Regions from separate parts of the Homo sapiens genome. Here region 1 is linked to region 2. A link is a loop called in an ENCODE intact Hi-C map of the cell type or tissue named here. Cell type or tissue: heart right ventricle. All regions are shown on one strand.

Region 1 (8,000 bases), 480 kb after region 2:
AATGCCTCAGTTTTTTAAACCTAGAATCATTATAAAGACTCTCAATCATAAGTCTCTCTAATCCTTATATGGAACTATTTGAAGTTCTTTAATGGCAAACGTTAAAATACTTTGTTCTAGTCATAACTTGAACCAAGAGGAAGTTTAACCTTATTCCTAGAACTAAATTTCAAGAGCCAGCTACATTTCACTATTGATCAACTTCAAAATTAGGTGGCATAATCACTTTCATGAAGCATATTAGAGAATCTCACTCTGCCAGCATGAATGCCTTCTCTGTTGTCTATTATATATTATCACCATCACTTAAAAATTTCACCATCTTTATTCCACTTTTTCACTTGAAAATTTTTGTATGAAGACTCTTACGTTACACTGCTGCTTTGCCCGTGAATATGGTGCTCTCACTCAATTGCAAGCCTAAGCAGTGTGTCAAAAAACTTGGTTAAAAGCATAAGCAGATAGCGACAGACCAGAAGATAAAATATTGAATACTGAGACTTGATTTGTAATGAATCTATATCCCAGATGCCAAAATCATTTGGCTACCCATAGTTTAAGAGATCCAAGAGAACACTTCAAAGAAATAGATACAAGGGACGACGAGTCTTTGAACTAAGAGGTTCTTTCAGGAATGGAAACACAAATTGCCAAAAAACCACAGATGTTCACCACGTGAACAGGTGAAAAAATACTACTCTTTCAAATATATTTATCAAAGTCTTTTCTGCCTTCCTGTAATTTCATTTTAAATGGGCCTTCCTTTTCAGCTGTTCTCTACTTAAACTACCTAATAAGTAAGGACAGATTGTATGACTACATTAACAATGGTGAGCCAGAAACTCAAGGCCTTTTCTGGGCCTCTTTTCTTTGCATGTGTAATTTTCTAATTGCTGTTCTCTAAAGCAAGAACTGCAATTAGAAAAAATGTTATCTGAGGACAAGAACTAAACTGAACATTATTTGGCACTTCAAATTGTTTTCTAGCATTGAATTATTGTAATGGAAATTCTACTTAAAAACTTGGTTTGTCATAATCACCTGCAATTGAGCTTATGGTTTATTTACATATATGGATTTCCTTGCTATAATTATCATCAGATGACAGGCATATTCATTAGTATCCATACAAAGTTCATTGGAAATGTCCTTAATAGCAATTAGTGCAAGAATGGAGATCAGTAAAATATATTTTTTGATGTATTCATTTATTAGTACCATTGTACACATATTAAGATGGGCTGTAGTAGATTAAAGATGACCACACATTATTTGCTACTTCTCCCAAGAGGTGAAGTCTAATTCCCTTCTCCTTGAATCTGGGCTGGATTCAGTAACTTATTTGGGTAATAGAAAATTCCAAGAATGTTTTGGGACTTCTTAGGCTAAGTCCTAAGCCTTGGTACTTTCTTTCAGGCCTCTTAGAACACTTGCATATTGAAATAAACTGCCAATTTGTGAGGAAGCACACAAAAGCTCATAAAGAGGAACTGAGGCACCCAGCTGACACACTAACAGAGCTCCCAGATGACAATCAACACCAACCTGCCAACTATGTGAGTGAGCCATCTTGAAAGTGAAGCTTTCATACTTCATCAATCAGCTGATGCTACATAAAGATAAAAAAGCCATTCCTATCAAACCCTGCACAAATTGAAGATTTGTGAGCAAAATTAATGATTGTTTTCATTAAGATGCTTAATTTTGAGATTATTAGTAATGTAACAATAGATAATTAGAACAAGGACTATGGCTTAGATTATTTAAGGAAGAACAGGAAAGGGGTTTTTCTTTAACTTGTTTTAGTTTTATTGTTATTGTCTTTGTGTTTGTTCTCTTTATTTATCCAAGTGTTTGTGTACCAACTGAAACACATGTGTGAGGAACACCCCTATAGTTTCCTAACAGAAGTTTTTTTTTTTTTTAATAGAACTTCCTTTATCCAGGTAATTCTCAGTATTTGGGAACTAGGAACATATATTAATGTAGTCAAATCAGCATCGCTCTACATAGGCTAGAAAATAAAAGTGAAATGAGGAATGTGATGATAAAGGAACACCATTGATATACAGTGAGAGAACCCTAATTCCCCTCAGCCGTTCCTCCCTGCCTCAGTAGCTGACAGTATCACCCAGTCTGTTGTCCAGAAACAAAAGATAGGAGTCGTGTTTGTTTCCTCTATATCCCTCAGATTTTGATATTCAGTTCACCTTGGATAATACCTACATTATCTCTTATTACTTGTCTACTTTTCTTCGTCTGCATTTCGGCCTCCATGATATAAGTCAAGATCCTTTCTTACCTATGTGATCACAATAATGAAATTCTCTTTTTCTTCAATACAATCCATTCTCAAATAAGAGGCTAGAATGATCTTTTTAAAAAGAAACTTTCCAGACCTAAGCAAGATCTGATCTCCAACTACTTTGTCTGGGTATCTAGGTTTTGGCCACATTATCTTCTTTTTGTCACTCTGACGCTACAAATATAGTCTACCTTTTCTTCCCCAGAGCTTTTTCTACTGCAGAGACTCTCCTTTAGGTCCTGAATAGTTTAATCTGGATCTCCAAGTAGCATGTTCGTTTAGTTTCTCAGATCTAAGGTCTCAATCTGAGTATTTCCCTCCTTCAATCTCATTCAATGTTAGTTTCTTCATAAAACTAAACACTCTCTGAGATTACTTTGCTGATTTATTTATTTGTTATTTATTGAACATCCCCTCACCTCAGCCAGCACACAAGAACAGATAAAATATTTTTCATTGCTGTCCCAGAGCTGTGAAATGTCTTGTTTCATGGTAGGTTCTGAATAAATATTTGTTATATATGCAAATAAATAATTCTTATATTTGTTTCTAATAATGTGTTTCTCAAAGACTTTGAACCATGTAATAGGCATAATGCCATAAATTCTCATTCAAATTCTTCAGAAAGGTAATTATAAGAAATCTTTACTTATTTTTTACAGATAGTGCAGATACACTAAGTGATATTTCATGAAGTGCATTCGAGGCAAAGGCAAGGGCAAAAAAAAAAAAAAGAAAAATGAGCCAGCCCTTACACTTTATTCTAATAATTTTAAAATTCTATTAGAAGTTATACTCATTCTCATTTTCTGTTGTTATTTTTCTTCTCCACTCAAATGAATTCATTCAAATGTTTGAAAAGTTTCAAATGGTTTTTGAAAAAGTGCCTCAGTAATAGTAAACATGGATAAACACTATAACCAAGAAGAAGATAAAAAGAAATTCTACAGATGAGAAACAATGTCAGTCTTTTCTTATAGCAGCCATATGGATTTGGGAGGTGAAATAATTTTGAAATTATTAAAAACTTTTAAATATTGATAAATCTGTTTCACAAAGCAACACATGATGTTCGTCCAATTCTCTTTACTTAATGCAGGTAAGAAATTGTGTAACATTAAACAAAATATTTTAGAAATTAAAATATCAAATTTGATTCATGATGCAATGAAAGATTATACTCTTAAAAGCAGTGGTGAGTTTCAGTGCGAAATCTCGAAGTCACTCATTAATACAGGTTTTCTACTAATGTGTAACTTTATACTAAATATTACTTTTTTAAATTTTCAATACTCTTTGGAGGGTGTTAACTGAGTTTATTTGTGTCCAAACACTTTCTTTTACTCTTCTGATCAGAAGTATCTCTGTTAGCAATATATATTTATCTTTTTTATATAATTCTGAAGTAGAGAATCTGTTAAATGAATGTTCTCACCATCTGGCATCCTTTAAATTTGCAGCAGTAAAATTAGGAATTGACCAAATTTATAAAGATTTAATAAGCCTGCACACTACTTTATCTCTCTAAAAAGCATGAATAAATACAGCAAGGAACTGTATCATTTTTTTGAGGAAACAATTTCAGTAGGACTTTATACCTACTGCTGAAATAATTTAGTTACTGATAGAAAATTACTTCAGTAAATGTGTTCATTGAATCTCCTGTCTGTAGATGAAATCATAAAATGATTTATTAAATAAATCAGTATGTTATGTATCTGAAAATGAATATTTAAAAATAAGATCAAAACAAAATCAAAGCTATAGCCAATACTTGTAAGCACTATGTGCCACGCACTACTAAATTCTTCTCATTAGTTAATTTTAGTAATTAGCTTCATTAATTTACTCCACTTAATGTCCTGGCAAGGTATAAACTATTTTTATACCCAGAGAGTAGTGCTTAGAGATATTAAATAAGTTTATCTCCCCAAGCCATATAGCTGGTAAATTTTGAAATTAGCATTCGGACCAAGGCAGTCAGGCTCTTTGGAGCACAAGGTCCTGACTATTATGCTGTACTGCCTCCCAATGGAAGTTCTAGGTTTCCAGCACATATGGATTTATCCATTATAGCATATTAGAAGATCATGATCTTTGGAATTAGGCATAAGTTCTCAAATAGCAGTTCTGCTGTTAACTAGTTTTCATAATTTTGAAGGTCTCTAATCTTTCTGAGCTTTGTTTTTTGGTCTGTAGTAAAAAAAAAAAAAAAAAAAAAAAAAAACAACTTTCCCTCCTCTCAAGCATTATCATGAGAATGAAAGATTTTTACATAATAAGAAGTGTCCAGCACTGTATTTGACAGAAGCCTGGTGATTAATAAATGTTAATTTTTATTCCTTACTTCTTAATTTGACAAAGAATACATATAGAAGTCAGAGTGTGTGCCATAGTAATCATATGTAATTTTAAGGACTAGAAAAGTCAATAAATGTCATCTGTTAAACAGGCCTGACTTCCTAAAAAATCTGAATGTTCCTTTGACTGAGAGTAAGAAACTATCACCAACAACAGGAAGGTACCCAAGCTTGTCTCATAGGTTTTACTCTGACATATCCTTCACAGAGAGGTGAAACATGTTTAATCTATATTTAGAAGTAACTTCCAGGTTATAAGTTCTAACTGATAGCAGTTCTGGGTTTGTGTCAGTGGCAGCTTTTCAGAACATAAGGAGAAAACCATGGAGCAGACCTGCATGGCATTAAGAAATAATCAGCCTACTGAAAATGGCTATGCAGCTTTTACTCAGCAGAAGAACACTGCATGTATGGGGTGAGTGGGGACTGAAAATTAACCCATATTTCATGTGCTAAAGCCTCCAATTATGCTCTGGAAATAGACAACCATCACATGAAAAGGAAGATCGGTGAATGCTCTAATACATCCTCATCATCCCTTACATGCACAAAAATCACTAGGTAGTCAGGCACTCAGGAATTCAGAACCATGTGTGTTTTTGCACTTAGCCCTAGTTGTACAAATATGTGTTTTAGTTAAAATTATTTTTGGTGTGATACACTAATAATTAATACTTAATATGGAAAATTACTCAGAGATAGCTAAATTACTCAGAGATAGCTATAATTATGGTGAAGTTATTTTCAATATGGTATTTGCATATATGCATAAACATTATTCTCCCCAAAATAAGTTTTATCTTATCTATTCCATCTTATAAATTATTGGGTCAATTAATATGTATTTTTCTTGATTTTTCCGGTGCTATAAAATGTTATTTTCAACATGTTTTTAATGTTTGATAAGCACGCACCCATATTGTTATATCATAATTTATTGTTATGGTTTATCATTGAATTTTTTTCTTACATGTTGATAAAAAGCAGAATTTGGGTTAAGAATATGGTCATTTTAAGTTTTCTTTATTTGTCTGATTTAAATAAATAGCCAAATTGCACTTTACAATTGCTGTACTCTTTTACAAAGTCAACAGAAATCTATCAGAAAGTCATTCCACCACAGTCTCATAAAACCTTGATATGGTATTCTTTTGTGTCTTCAAAAATCGACAAATGTTGTCTTATTATAATATTAATTCTATACTATTATATTAATTTTTCTTCAGAAGAAATCATTTGCTTATCTTTATTTGCAAATTATCGAGTCATGTATTTCCTTCTATTGGGATGTTCATCTTCTTAAAAAGTTTGGAAAGCACTCTTAATCTGTTTTGGGGAAAACATTGAAATAAATAACGGAATGAAAGAACAAAAACAATAAAAATCTTAGCTAGAGCGAGAAGTATTTTTATGAGTTAAACCATCTGTATCTCTGCAACTCAGACGATCATATAGAACATTTCCAGCACCCCACAAGCCACACTTTCTCATCTTTCATTCACTTGTGTCACCAAAAGTAATCACTATTTTGACTTCTACCACCACAGAAAGATTTTGCAAATTTAAAAATTTTAGATAAGATAAATCATAGTGTTTGGCTTCTTTGCTCCATATTTTCTATGCAATTGATCTAAGAATTTGCTAGAAGTAATAATTCATTTTTAAAATTACTATGTATAGAAGGATTATTTTACTACTCTTAATTACTTTATTTTATTTTATGAACTGACTATAATATATATTCTACTCTTTATAGACATTTCTATTTATTCCATTTATTATACAAATGTTTTTATACTTTACATTTTCTCTAGGTGTTATAACTTCAGTGTTATATTTTAAAAGTTGTTTATTATATGTTGAAATAGATTTTCGTTTTCATGTAACCAAAGTATTGATTTTTATATCTTAATTTCACAAAAAGACAAGTTATTGTCTTCTTTTTTATTTCTAACAGTTTTTCAGTCATTATTCTGGATTTTCAAACATGATATATATTTCTTGAGAACAATTTTGACTTCGTCTTACTAAATTTCTACATTTTTCTCTAGTATCATTTTCGTGACTTGAAACATTTACTATTGCTTTAACTTAAATAAGAATTTTTCTGGCATTAATTTGCTATGCATGATGATCATGTTGGATTTGAAATATAGTCATTTTTTCAAAGAAAGGTACACACCTATTGTTTGAGTTATTAATTTAAAAATCTGGAATGAATAGTTTATTACAAGATTTTTCAGCTTTGTGAAAGTGTTATTATAGTTTTTACAGATGGATAAATAAATCCGATAGTTTCTAATATTATATCATACTTACATTTCTAGAATGATCCCTATTTGCTCTAAATGAATTAATGCTATGCAGCTATATTACATCTGCAATACTTGTATTTAGCATTTTATATTGTCATTCAAAAGCAAAATTGGTCTTGTTTCACCTCCATTCTTAAAATTTTTTGGCCTTAAATTTTGGAGACTCAGAATAATGAATGTAAGATATTTCCTCCTTCTTCAGGCTTTAGAATTTCTAACCCTCATTATGTGGTTATCTGTTTTGACAATTTAGTAAAATTTATTCGCCAAACTGCTTGCCATTTATGCTCACAGGAAGAAAAGAACCCTCACATAATGTTCTATTCTTTCCATGATCACAGGCCAATTTTTTTCTGGCTCTCCTATAGAAAATTATAGACATATATATTTTCTCAGAATATTGTTTTTTTCAACCAAGATTTTCAAATTTATTTGAGCATTATTTAACAAATTCCAACGTCCCTTTATTCTGTTGACTTTGTCATTTTTATTTTTCTGTTATTTATTAATACAAGATTTCCAGCTGTATGGAAATGTTACCATAATTTCTTACAGGTGGATAAATCAATCTAGATATATAGATAATTTATAATTTTGTATCATGCTTACATTTCTAGAATGATCCCTACTTGGGATTTTCAAATTTATTTGAACGTTATTTAACAAATTTCAATATGCTTTTATTCTGATTACTTAGTCATTTTTATTTTTAATTGTATGCTTTTATAATTACTTATCTTTTTCTTTATTAATTTTGTTATATATTTAATATTCTATTATTTGTATGTATTACATATTTTTTGTTAATTTACTTCTGTTTTCATTTTTATTAATTTTTTATCTTTCCTTACATTTATTTTGGCCATCTCCATCATTTTTAGTTGAATGTCTAAGTCATTTTTTTAAATATATATAAATGAAAGTGTTATGAGCATAAATTTTCTTTTAACTTCCTCAATTATGAAAACACTATGTTGTCATTATATATTTTTCCAGTTAATATGCAAATTTAGGTATTGA
Region 2 (8,000 bases):
GTGATCTTTAATATGTTTATTATTTATAGGTCAATCTCTTCATTTTTGTGAAATCCCTAAAGGCAGAAAAAGCAGGGAATCTTTACTGCTCAATTCACTAACCTCTCTGTAGTATCTAAAATAGTGTCTGACTTATAGTAAATGCTTAATTAATATTTAAAAATTGTTGAATAAAGGATTATATCTTTTGGGCTAGAAAATGACATTATTGATTACCTTAGGCCAATTCTGGAACTGGTTGCTACACAAAAGGGGAGAGATAAAATTTATCATAAAAAAAATATATATAACAACAATGTCCGCTACAATTCTTGGAAGAAAATTCCAAATTTGGAGTCTGGCACCACATTTTATTAACTACCTAACTAAAGTGTGGTTTTCTGTACCTCTGTTTTCTTTTATAAAATTATGGAAATGTATAGTGCACATCTCACTCTCTTATTGTGAATACTGTGAAGATTAAAAAAGGTAATATATGTCAGTTATCATGCAATATGCCCAGCATAAGAACTCACTGAATATTAAATACTATAATTCTTATTGTTACTAACTGTCTTTTCCACTTCATTATCATTCTTATTAGCATCATCTCCATGAGATCAAAGTGTTCCAATTATATCCTGAGGAGGCTGTTGTTTGATCTATTTTTCAACTGTAAGATGGTCCTTAATAACATCAATAATATGTATTAATTGGTAAGTATGGCCAAGAAGACTATTTGGGCTGATTTGTCCTAAATCAGTTACTTTCCAGGGACTTCCCTCATCAAAAGTCATGTAAAATTCAATCTAATGAGAGGTTTGCCAAAGAATTTACAGGATGCCTTTGGTATTCAAACAGAATATTCTTGAATCTGATATAGCAAACCCAGGGAACTGAAACAAATTACTTAATTTTTCAGTTTCTGGAAATTTAGAACTTAGGAATTCTCTGAAATACATTTTGATTTTGAAGATTTAATAAAATTGTATTCCTTTGTAAGACTGAGCTTACATTCATCTCTATCTTAGAAATTGTTCTTAAACACTTTTCAACCACCAAAATGTTAATACTTGTACCTTACATTTGTGACCACTTATATAGAATCTGATAGTATTAGTTGTTTCATGTGAATGAGTCTTATTTTTCTAAAAATTTTTTCTAAAAGTTTTTAACCGTTATATATTCCTATAGTGACAGCATCTTCCACACTTAAAAACTTATAATACGGTTAATTAATGTTCATACACTTACAGAGTACTTGGGAATGCTTTTTAAATATCTACCTCTGACATAGTTAGGGCAAGTAATTTTATTTAACAAGGGAGAAAATTTAAATTTCAGAGCATTAAGTCATTTATTCAAAGTCATTTATCTAGTAAGTGACAGACCCCAAATTTCAACTCAAGTAGGTCTTTATATGTCAAATCTGGTCCTTGGGAGTATTTTTGTTCTAACAAACATTGCTTCTTCAAGTGCATATTCTTTCACTAGACTGGGAATATATGAAAGCCAGTACTTTCGTGACTTCTTTGTACACTCAGGTGGTTCAATGTTTTTCTCGCAAGAAACCAAGTGAATATTAAAAATATTCCTAATTGACAAGGAAGTACAGGAGCTGACTTGCTAGGATCACAGAACCAACAACAAGAGTGCGTCTGCATGTCAAGACTCTGACCTACTGTGTGGGACTCTTTTCATTACTCCATCCTCATCCTCCACCAGCCATAGCCACCGAAGAACACTCACTTATTTAAGCAAACTCTGTTTTTAGAATTGAAGATGATAATTATTTATTGCTTTTTTCAGAGTTTTTATTTTTTAACATTTATTACAACAAATTAGAATATAAGATGATGTGTCACGCCACCTTCCCCCAGAACTGATTCTGCTTATTTGACGGTTTGGATAGAGGGCGGCTTTCCCTATTGCATGCTTTCTCATACTGCATCTTTAGACAAAGGTGACCATCCCATAGAGATAGCGATGCAGATCTTGCTAGAGCTTCTAAACAACTAAATAACCAACTGATGATCAAACATTCATCCATCCCTTTATAAGTTCATTTATTTAATAAATATTCACCTTATTGAATTAGTGGGAAGATAATGATGAATAAGCTATAGTATAGTGGATGCAGTAGAGAAGGAACTTTATAAATCCACAGAAATATATACTTGATCTTTGGGGTGAACTATTGGGTATCATAAAAGCACTTAGTGTGCACCAGTCTGTGTTCTAAATAGTTCACATTTAGGAACTCAATTAATATTCATTTATATCTGAGAGAGAACTATTATTTACCCCAACCTACAGATAATATAATGGACACCCAAATGAATTAAGTAACTTTCTCAAGGTGGATATAGAGTAACTAAATTAAGGCTTGAAATTCCGCTGTCTGACTAAATTCCTCCATGCAGCCAAAGTACCTTGTGTGTGCTATTTTGTCATTCTCAAGATTCTACAATATACATGGTCATTTGTGTGCATGTTTCATTTTTTTTTTTTTTGCTAGATTCTTTACCCTCAGAGAGATAAATCATATTTCATGTATTTGGGCCTTACCCATGGTATCTAGCATCATGTTTTGGAAATAGTTGCTTTACAAACAAATTAAAATCATTGTTCTTTATAAACTCGTAACTAAATAAAAAGTAGCAATAATATTAAACATAAGGAATGAGACAAGCACAATGAGCAAAGATAGCAAAATGTAGGCTCTTGTAGTAATGAAGGAAGATCTCAACACTCAAAGAATAATCCTGCTCTATTGTTAAATCAAATAGGATGTCTAATTAGCTAAGCAAGGATTTTTCTTTCTTTTTTCCTCCCCCAGAAACCCATTCAATTTTTAAAATATTCAAAATTCCTAAATGAAACAATTTTAATCATCTATCTGTAAGTTGGTAGCACTATAGGAAATTGACAGCCTGGCATCAGAGTTAAACACCTTTTTAATTCTTTTTGCTTCTAATTTGTATCATTAGTGCATCTTAGTCTGTCAAAGTAATCAAAGCCATCAGTGTGGGAGAAAAGGTGACTTGTGCGTACGAGTATCATGTATTTATTAATATGATTATTTTAGTCAATTAGTTGAAAAGAACTTATTTGTAATGACTACAGTCACTGACCATGTTTATATTAGCATACTTCCACTATGGTGAAGGTCCTGTCTACGAGTAAGAAAGCTATAGCTAGCATCAAGAAATGTTAAAACAGCTCTGTATTCATGCAGTATGAGGACACACATGTGTGTCCTCTGTGTAAGGAAAAGCAGGGTAGTAAAGTCAAATCAAAATATTTGGGATTATATTTCTTCTTTGGCTATTCTCCAATTAGAATAATATGAGACTTTGTGGGCACATTACCTAGAATGAAATATGAAGTTTCACCCTGAGCATACACACGTGGCACACCTTAACTGTTCACATGAAATGTTTGTCTCCTCTTCAATCTACTACTTTCCAAGGGCTACCATGTGGGGCTAGGGAGAAAGCATACTCTATAGCACAAAGTGAAGATACAAATATCGATCTGCCTTACCTTCCTCTGCTTCTCGTGGTATGTGTACAATTTTATGCCACCACTGTAAATCTTCTGATACTCCTCACTATGTTTGGTCATTCGAATATTTTTTTGGAGATGGAATTTCGCCCTATTGCCCGTGCTGGAGTGCAGTGGTACGATCTCGGCTCACCACAACCTCCGCCTCCCGAGTTCCAGCAATTCTACCTCAGCCTCCCAAGTAGCTGGGATTACAGGCATGTGCCACCAAGCCTGGCCAAGTTTTTGTATTTTTAGTAGAGACGGGGTTTCTCCATGTTGATCAGGCTGGTCTCTAACTCCCGACCTCAGGTGATCCACCTGCCTCGGACTCCAAGAGTGTTGGGATTACAGGTGTGAGCCACCTCGCCCAGCGGTCATTAGCAGTTTAAAGAAACTAACATTTACTTGTTGAGTTTCTAGCATGGACTCTTTTTCCCTTTTTCTCTTGACCACTCTCTGGCTCCCAGAAGAAGAAAAATATACATATGCAAGTATATATGTATGAAATTATATATATATATATATAAAATGTGAAAATATATAGTCATATTCATGGAAGAGAAACATACACTTACACATTTAGAATTCCCTTAGAGGAAGAGCACAATTTAATAGAATGCAGTGTTTTATTTTTAGTTTTGAGAAAGTATTCATTAAGGGTAAAACAGGAAAGACGATCAAAGCACATGAAAGAGAAACTGTATTCTTTGTACTTTCCTTGTTGTCTTGACTGAAATTTAGTCCTCTTCACCTCTTGCCCTACTGGATTCGCTAACCTCCAATTTTCTTCTCCCTATTGTGCTAAACTCAAAAATGTGCCTAGAAACCAAAGAATAAGGTTGCTTGTGACTTGTGTATGTTTGGAATAGGGAATTACCATATTTAAGTTTCTCAGAGATTTTAGAATTATCTCCCCCACCCCAAAGACAGGGAATTTTTTTTTCTTGTTTCTCCCCCTACCCACTCCACCCTTCGCTGTCAATTTAGAAGCTGCCTGAAACAGGCACTGTAAAAACACTGGGTGGCAGTCCCTCTCTCTTCCAGCCACCGATACCAGAATGGACTGTTATCAGGAGCACTCCAGCTATGAAGCACACATTCTTTCCCTGCATTTGCTGGCTGCGCTGAAACTGTAAATTCCACAGGAGATCAGGCAGTTCAGTGGAGACAGGGCAGTGCAGAACAGCAGAAATAACAAGTTTTCCTAAAAGCACGTGTCACCAAACAAAACCATGAGATTTCGTAGGTCAGCTAAAGCACGAAAACTGGAAGTGAAAAATGCCCTGTTCAGTGATCCAGTCAATGGGATTAAATCATAAAACTCCCAACAGTTGTTTTCAGCAGTCTCACCCGTGATTTTATGAGTACAAAGGCCTATGTCGGGATCCCATATTTTTTCCCTTCTTCCACGTCTAGTTCTGCGCACTGTTATCATTTACGTAAGTTTCCTGTAATCAAAGCATCTGTAAGCTTTAGCATGTAGAGTGTCTTGCCATATTCTGTTTCTTTTCTTTTTCTCTCCAAGCATCCCAGCCCTCCCGGCATCCCCCCATTCAAGGCATGAGTCTGTGTTATGGAGCTCCAAAATACACACAGTACAGCTTGCCCACTGAGAATCAGCAGTGTCCCAGAACATGGCTCATGAGTCAGCTCCTTTCAAAACTCCTGAGCACTGCTGGATAGAAAATAAAGATTTTTTTATTCAATTAATTTTAATGATTAAAAATATGACAATGCAGACATTTAGAAAGTATTTAAACGGGCAGTTTGTGGCATTATAAATATTGTAAGCAAAACAAACAAACAAACAAACAGACAAACCCAACAATTCCCATATGGTACCTTTGATAGAAGATATTTAATTAAAATAGCTAAGGCCGTTTACAGATCCTGAGTTTTCATAACAAAGAAGAGGGAGTTTGAGCTGAGGGTCATAAATGATTGTATCTAAATGATAGTTATCTATATCTATGTTTTGTTTATTTTTAACCGTTGATGCTATGACACCAATAGTCTAAGACTACAAATAAATACATAAATAAATAAATTCAAAAAGCAAAGGCCAGTTTTCTTAGCCAAGGGAATTCACCACAGACAGATTCATGTTTCTTAAAATTATTTTTTCTTTATAATCAGTAGCCCATAAAAATTAACAGAAACAAGATTTCCTCAGTGTTGTTACTGCAAAATTAAATAAAACAACTAAATTAATGATTTAAGATCTAGGCTCCAAAATAATGGATAACAATCAGAAAGAACCTACGAGAATTAATTTTCAAAATAGCAAGATTTAAGCAAGGATTCTTTTTACTAACAAATGTCTTCTTTGTGCTAGATTTTGTTGAGGTTTCTTGGAGTTTCAGCAGTGAACAAAATAAATGAAGCTTTGCTCATGGGGACACACCCCACACATAAAACACCTGTCTCTAATTCCAGATTAGATGATGAGATGACCGTTTTGTATACATCATTTATATCCTCAATTAGCTAGTAAGTTATCCTATTCATTGAAGGTGCTCAAAATTTTGCTTTAAAAATGAATTAATTACTGATGTCTTTGACAAAGAGAGTCAGTATACCTGAGTGTAAAGTGATCAGCCAAAAATATTTTTAAATGCATACTTAATTATAAATAAAATACATTAAAATCTATATTGGGACATTAATTATATAACATTTAGATAGGACATCTCTACAGGCATTAATTACTTTGCTTATTTTTCTGCCTACAATTTAAATAAGATTTGTAATAATATACACAGAAACACTAATATTGTACTTTTACCAGAAATTTAATATTGAATTTTTTATATATAAAATGGAAAATCTTGCCCATGTGACTCATACATCGTGCCTGTGACTTTAATGCCTTTAACAAGACAGCCTAATGGCCCATTATTGTTTTTAACAGGCCACCTTAAAATAACCTTTCAGCAAATTTTCTGACATATTTTATCTTAGCCTCCATTTATTTCATTTATATTGACCCTAGTCTCTTTAAAATTGCTGGTTTTTGAGAAACATTGGAGTAAGCACAGCATTTCTGCAAAGACTTTCGGATTCTTCCAGTAATGTCACATTGATGCTGCTTAGTTTTATGGCTAGCAATCTACTCTTCTTTTGGAATCTGTCAGGATCAGAAAAATGCACATTAATCATTTACTATAGGAGCATGTACTGCTCCAAATGTCCCCCATTTCAAGATGGCAATTGGGCACTTGTCAGGAATTACCCACAGCCACACAAGTGGGGAATTGGCTGTGTAGTGTTAACCGTGGACAGCACCTTCTCCTGTAGATAATGTTCTTAGAGACCTAAGGATGGACCTCCATAAGTTGTCATAGGAATACAGGGCTGCCATATAAATGTTCTTTGCCATTGACATACTATAGGGACTGTTTAACTTTCAGATTGAGTTTCAGCCATGGGACAGCTCCAAAGGAGCAATATAGCTTTCAAAGAGTCTTTGGGGGTGGGAGCAACACCATCTCTAAAAGACTTTTTCAGATTAGAGTTAGGTCTAGTAGTTGAGAAATCCAGGAAGATTATGATTCCAAACTAGACAAGTGGTGGTGTGGGAATTTGGGGAGACATTTAGTTGGTTTCTCCCTCAAAGATGTAAAAACACCTTTTTGACTGTTTGACATTATGTGAAGATATGTGGTCCCAGGAAGTCATTAAACAGAAGCCTTCTGGAATAATTTTTACTAACTGAGTATCTTTACATTGCTATTACCTTACAGGCTGCAATATCTTCTCTAAGATTCTGGCCTACATTCAGAACCATTTAATTCATCTCCCTTCTTTTGCAGGCAACTCTTCCTCGTTGCTCTAGGAAATGCAAAACCCAGTGTCAGCTATTTAGAAGGCAAATATTATTTTCCTGTAATATATGAAAACTGACTCATTCTTTCTTAGCAAACAAGACAGCCAAACTACCCAGGAAAAATATGCATGATGTTTCTGACTTAATCCTAGATCATTTTGTTGCTGAAAATATATGATTTTTTATTCTTTAAGTTTTGACCCCTGTTATCCCTTAGATGACTAGGTTATTTATAGCGTAACTGCTATCCACACATCTAGATATGCTTCAGATTGAAGGAGAGAGAAAAAAGAGACTTAACACATCTATTTATTTCATTCTATCTAGTCACATTTCATCCATATCAATTTCATTCTCTTCAGCAGCAAGAGTTTAAAACTGGAATGTAAAGGCTTAATATGTAGTAAAAGATAAATTACAATATGAGGTAGTAATAAGTATCAAATTAAAATATTAAATAAAATCATGAAGGGTTTTGTCATTTGAATTCAGTATTTTAAAATATGCACATGGGTAAAATCTGAAAGGTAAGATAAAAAATAGTCATTAAAAATAGTGGAAAGTGGAGTCTTTAAAAATTCTTTTAAATAATTATTTCATCACATTTTCAATTAAAAGGATCAAAAGAGTAGTTTAAATGTTATAT

What was found. Peaks named below come from ENCODE experiments on the same cell type or tissue, not always from the same donor. Only the 100,000 strongest peaks of a DNase experiment are listed, where the experiment ranks them.
Region 1: it touches region 2 in a loop (7-fold over the local background); 2 of 110 quality-filtered maps call a loop at or near these places.

What each region holds. Positions count from the first base shown.
Region 1 is chr6:94,250,553-94,258,552 of GRCh38, forward strand. No RefSeq gene overlaps it. Among named protein-coding and RNA genes, the nearest start is that of TSG1, 550 kb to the left of the region's middle. In heart right ventricle, a CTCF peak has its summit at 4,340; no DNase peak of the experiment used is centred here.
Region 2 is chr6:93,774,645-93,782,644 of GRCh38, forward strand. It overlaps TSG1 (tumor suppressor TSG1), which reads left to right. Exons shown (of 10, transcript NR_015362.2): 9 at 584-695; 10 at 1,524-1,976. Among named protein-coding and RNA genes, the nearest start is that of TSG1, 72 kb to the left of the region's middle. In heart right ventricle, a CTCF peak has its summit at 4,544; DNase peaks (open chromatin) are centred at 4,617 and 5,077; H3K4me3 peaks cover 936 bases; H3K27ac peaks cover 1,195 bases.